2 separate regions of the Homo sapiens genome follow, and region 1 is linked to region 2. A link is a contact called in ENCODE Hi-C or POLR2A ChIA-PET data. All regions are on one chromosome and are shown on one strand. The core of a region is the stretch at or near the end of the contact, and the rest is flanking DNA. Distances in the headings are between cores, read along the strand shown. Region 1 has its middle 45 kb from the start of ECRG4. Region 2 has its middle 34 kb from the start of LINC02946.

The links. Hi-C counts contacts between places; a loop is a spot of excess contacts on that map. ChIA-PET counts read pairs that join two places held with the same protein, here RNA polymerase II (POLR2A). Pooled maps may share reads with other maps.
Region 1: a map of Right ventricle myocardium inferior shows a loop between it and region 2 (2.4-fold over the local background). The contact joins two enhancer-like sites. A Hi-C loop is called at or near these places in 1 of 168 maps with a recorded cell type or tissue (Right ventricle myocardium inferior) and 3 of 50 pooled maps. POLR2A ChIA-PET finds 5 or more read pairs at or near these places in 1 of 52 experiments (activated T-cell).

Annotation. Positions count from the first base shown.
Region 1 is chr2:106,018,999-106,021,841 of GRCh38, forward strand. No RefSeq gene overlaps it. Among named protein-coding and RNA genes, the nearest start is that of ECRG4, 45 kb to the right of the region's middle. Within about 2 kb of position 1,267, at least 8 of the 41 ENCODE cell types and tissues checked have a DNase peak (open chromatin) inside an H3K27ac peak, as active enhancers do.
Region 2 is chr2:105,575,239-105,577,938 of GRCh38, forward strand. No RefSeq gene overlaps it. Among named protein-coding and RNA genes, the nearest start is that of LINC02946, 34 kb to the right of the region's middle. RefSeq lists an enhancer at 1,292-2,190. Within about 2 kb of position 1,278, at least 7 of the 41 ENCODE cell types and tissues checked have a DNase peak (open chromatin) inside an H3K27ac peak, as active enhancers do.

The DNA of each region.
Region 1 (2,843 bases), core at 17-2,516, 440 kb after region 2:
CTGTAATCCCAGCACTTTGGGAGACTGAGGTGGACGGATCATGAGGTCAGGAGATCGAGGCCATCCTGGCTAACATGGTGAAACCCTGTCTCTACTAAAAATACAAAAAATTAGCTGGGCATGGTGGCGGGCGCCTGTAGTCCCAGCTACTCAGGAGGCTGAGGCAGAAGAATGGCGTGAATCCGGGAGGCGGAGCTTGCAGTGAGCCGAGATCATGCCACTGCACTCCAGCCCGGGTGACAAAGCAAGACTCTGTCTCAAAAAAAAAAAAAAAAAAAAAATTGGCAAGACACCCCAAAAGACATATGCCAAGGAGTATTCACAGCAACATTATTTGTGATGGCCCCAAATGTCCACCAATCGGAGACTGGTGGAGTTCTGTGCAGCTTTCAAAACAAAGTAGGAAGATCTCTAGATCCTACTATGCTGGGTTCTCCAGGATATACTGTCAATTGAAAGAAGCAAGTAGAGAAAAGTAAATACAGGCCGGGTGCAGTGGCTCATGCCTGTAATCCCAGCATTTTGGGAGGCCGAGGCAGGTGGATCCCTTGAGGTCAGGCATTCAAGACCAGCCTGGCCAACATGGCAAAACCCTGTCTCTACTAAAAATACAAAAATTAGACAAGCGTAGTGACACATGCCTGTAATTCCAGCTACTCCAGAGGCTGAGGCAGGAAAATAGCTTAAGCCTGGGGGCAGAAGGTACAGTGAGCTGAGATTGCACCACTACACCCCTCTATCCTGGGCAAAAAAGAATGAATGAGACTCTATCTCAAAAAAAGAAAAAAGAAAATATAGAAAAGTAAATATAATACGCTGCCATTTGTCTAAGAAAGAGGGGATATGAATATATATATATATATAAATAAAACAGAAGGATTGATTATATAATGAATAGCATCCTTATCTTTAAAAGGAAGGAGAAGGTGGAGAGAGCAAGGGTGAAGCTAGATTTCTCTCAATCTACCTTCTACTTCCATGTGATAGAAGGTATGTGAATAAAAAAATTAAAGAAGTAAAAATTCTATAATCCTAGTTTTGTTTTTTTCTAAAAATATAAAGAAACTTATTTCCCACATCCTTTTAAAACCCAATGTTAATGGGTACCTAGTAATTCATTACAAAGATGTCCCATGTGTTACTTAACAAACCTAACTGTGTTTTGGAAGTATCTCAGCTTAACAGCAAAACATTCCGTGGGGAGTCAGAAATCCCAGGCTCTGAGCCAGCTTCCATTATGCAGAACCATAAGATATTACTGCTGTTGGATTCTTTTTGCCCTGCCGAAACAGCAATGCGTAAACTCCAACCTTGTGGCTATTACTCCTGGGACCCTGGGCCAGTGACTTCTGTCGCCTCTCCTGAAAACTCTAGAGGAGTCCTGCCAGGCTCAGGGATGGTTGTGAGGGTCAAAAGAAATGCTGGGCAGCAGGTTTTAGGTGACATATTGTTAGAATCGAGAGGAGGCGGGTCTGCCTGGTGCAATGAGAAGGTATGAGTGTGAATCCTTTGATAACTCCTTGCAGAACAATTCTGAAAATAAGGCATAGGTTCATTCCCAAACTGCACCAGGGCTGCAAGCACATTCTAAATTATACCAGTTATAAAGACAGAACTCTTGCAGTGCTAATGCAATTAAAGGGCATTTGCATGGAATGAGATTTTAGGTTTTTTGTTTTTTTGTTTTTTGTTTTTTTGCAGCACTGTTTAAAGAGGGTCCTTTGAGTTGTATTCTTAATTTGTGTAGTTTTTTTCCCTTTAAGATGATCTGTGCACTTCTCACATTTGAGATGCACTGGCTGGAAAATATTGCAGCAGCCCAGGCAGGGCTTGATTTCAGCCGACGTTTCTCAGGGCCTCCACACTAGGCATGCCTGGGAAATTGCCTTTTGGGACCTCTGCCAGGCCCCCTGGGAAATGGGAGCAGCCATCCTCCAGTGTAGATTTAGTTGTTCAGTGACCCAGGGTGTCCAAAATAAGCAGAGAGAAAGAGCCCTCACTTCTCTTCCAAGCAAGGCAGTGTCGTTTGCACTTGGCTCTGTAATTAGGAGCTACTGGTGAGATGCTTTTTGGAAGTGAGCGAGCCCTTTCAATTTGGCCATTTGTGGTCCTGAATTACAGCTGACTGGAAATTAAAGCTGTAAGCGCAGCCTCAAACCACAGGGAATGGGGCTGAGGGCCTCCCAGCCACCTGGCACAGCTCTGGAATGCTTACAGCACTTGATAACGCTTGCTAGGGGCAAGACAAGGGCAATAAAATGTGAATTAGATGGAGATGAACATGCCATCCGGGGCAGGAAGAAATCCTCAAGCAGATGTGTGTGGAAATTAATGGTACGGTGATAACAAATGTTGAAGCACTGCACAGTGACCATACTGGGGAATCGGCCCCCTGACAACTGTTTGTTTTACAAAGGGCGGGGCCTCCTGTGGATGGAAGGAAAACGTAAGAGGTAATAGCTTTTGAATTTGGTGCAGTTGATGCATATTAAGGAGATCTTCCAGTCTGTTTCAGGAATGCATTTCAATCTGTGCTGCCAAAATCTTTGTTGGCCAGGGTCAATATTCAACTTATTAAAAGAAAAGTCTCATTCTCTTTCCCCTTTTTTCCATTTGCTCCTTCTCCAGATAAAGAACGAGGGTAACTAATGCAGAGAAAAAATAACCACCCTCAACCAGGAGGCCACGCTGCAGAAGGATCCATCTCTCTGAGTTGTCTCTTTACCCTAGGCTGGGTCTGGATGTTCAGAGCAGAGTTTTAGCAGGCATGCTTTGGAGCTCAAGAACAGGGGTCCCCAACCCCCAGGCTACAGACTGGTACCAATCTGTGGCCTGTTAGGAAC
Region 2 (2,700 bases), core at 28-2,527:
TTTGCTAGCCTGCTCCCTGGGAACTAAGAAGGGGTTCCCAGAGAAGGTAATGCTTAGAATTTTGAGGCAGAATGTGCATGGGATTGACAATAAAGAAAGCACATTCCAGAAGGGAGTATCCTTCTCAAAGGCAAGAAGGAGTGAAGCCACAGGAGAGTCAGGGGAGCTGCAGGTAGTTTTTATGCTGCTGGAGGAGAGAGTCTACTTGAGGGACTAGCAGTGATGGATGCTCAGGGGTAGGGAGGAGGTAGCAGGAGGAGGGATGGGGACCATGAGCTCTGTTCTGAGCGGAGCTGAGGTGGAAGCACTTTATCCTGAAGACGATGGAGAATAATTCTAAGCTGCGTATGCAAGGATGGGATCTGCACTTCAAAGTGAAAGCAAAAAAGACCAACTCAAACAATAAGAAAGTGTATTATCTCATAGAACTGCAAGTTCAGAGGGAGGGTGGGTCCAGGCTTGGCAAGATTAGTGGCTCAAAGATACCCTCAAGGACCTAGTTTCTTTCTGTTTCTCTGTTCTGCCACTTTCTGTGTGAGCTTCAGCCAAGGTCTGGCTCCCGGCATGGTTGCAGGATCGCAGCCAGAGGCAGGCAGGGCCATATGTCGTTCCCAAACCCATCCAATAATGGAGACAGAGAGGGGGCGGAGAGAAGGAAAGGGAGAGGAAAAGGGAGAGAGAGAGGTTCCAAAGGGGCCCATCGGGAACAAGGAATCTGAGTGGGAAACCAACAGTGCCCTTCTCGAAGGCTTTCATTTCCTTCTTCAACACCCAGGGCCTGTTGTATTTCGGAATTCAGTACTTTTTGGATTTCAGGAGGGTAACAGAGTGCCTGTACCTCATCTTTTAGGAGGGTAACAGAGTGCATTAGACCCCACAGGGGCTCTGAGGTGCTGACCCCACCCCACCACACCAATGACTCTGCATAAAGGGCATGGACGCCAGGTGCCCTGCTCAGTCAGGGCAGGCTTGGCAGCCCGGGGGCCACAGTGTGCGGCGCGTTCCTTCATTCTTGTATGGACCCCAGTGCCCAGGACGTTCCTTGACTGCTCTGTGAGCAGGGGGAGGAGGGCTGGAGGGAGCGGGTGGGGGGGCAGTCAGAGAGGTGATTTCTGAGGCTATGGGGACGTGCCAGTGGGTTGCGAGATGGTCTGAAGGAGAACAGACGCGACGGGAGTGGGAAACTGTGGGGACACGAAAGAGATTCCAGAGAAATGAGGAGGCAAGGGTGAAAGAGGATTACCTGGAAAAATCAAATAGCAGAGTCCTTCTTCTGCCACTAGAGGTCATGAAGAATTAAGACTAAGTCACTTAAATTGGTGAGGTGTTTGCAGTTCCTTTCTGTGAAAAGATCTCCAGGACAAAGAGACAAACAAAGAGATTTGTTGACGTATTTCAGATCCAGAACGATGAGCTACACACTTTCTGAAATCCACAAGTGTGTGTCTCGTAAGCTCCTATGAGTGTGGTCTTTCTTAAGAGCTCAAGCTCCCTCCGGTCTTGAATTGCCTTGACATCACACACTCAGGTGGGCCCTGCCTCCAAGCCCACCTTGTGAAAACAGGGACGGGGGACCGCCACTAGGGAGAGAACGTGAGAGTTGGAAGGGGCCCAGGCCCATGGGAAGTCCAAAGTGGGCTGTCCAGGTAGGGAATCTGAGGCCAGTGAGGAAAGAAGGACTTTTCGAGGCCACAGAGCTGTGTGGGGCAGAGGTGGCACTAGAGTGAGTTTCCCTGGTGTGAGGCCCAGGCTCTGTCCTCTGCATGATCCGGGGGTGGGGGACGCTGGAAGCCTGGTTGACTAGAAGGAAAGACAAGCCAGAGGCCAGTGCTACTCTCCACTTCTGCCCTTTGCTGAGCTGGCCCTGACCCCTTCCAGGCCTCAGGGCCTCCTGCTGCCCTGACTTAAAGCTCCGTTTCCCACGATCTGTACAGATCCTGACTCACACCCTCCTCTTCATGTCCTTGGGCTACTTTCTCTTTGACTAACAGTTTTAAATTTTTATTTATTTTTATTTTTGATACATAGTATTGTACACATTTATGAGGTATGTGGAATATTTTTACATGCACAGAATGTGTAATGATTAAGTCAGTACAAACATAAGTTAGAAAGAAGAAATAAGGTTTTTTTTCTTTCTTTTTTTTTTTTTATTTGAGATGGAGTCTCGCTCTGTCGCCCAGGCTGGAGTGCAGTGACTTGATCTCGGCTCACTGCAAGCTCTATCTCCCAGGTTCACGCCATTCTCCTGCCTCAGCCTCCTGAGTAGCTGGGACTACAGGCGCCCGCCACCATGCCCAGCTAATTTTTTGTATTTTTAGTAGAGACAGGGTTTTACCATGTTAGCCAGGATGCTCTTGATCTCCTGACCTCGTGATAAATAAGTTTTTTTAGTAAAGTAATTCAAACTTTTCGATTCGGGGTACATGTGGAGGTGTGTTACAAGGGTATGTTACATGATGCTGAGGTTTGTGGTATGATTCATCCCATCACCCAGGTAGTGAACATAGTACCCAATAGGTACTTTTTCAGCATTTGTTCCTTCCCCTTCGTCCCCCCTCTAGCAGTCCTCAGTGTCTATTGCTGCCATCTAAATGTTCATGAGTATCCAGTGTTTAGCTCCCACTTATAAGTGAGAATATTTGGTATTTGCTTATCTGTTCCTCCATTAAGTCACTTAAGATAATGGCTTCCAGCTGC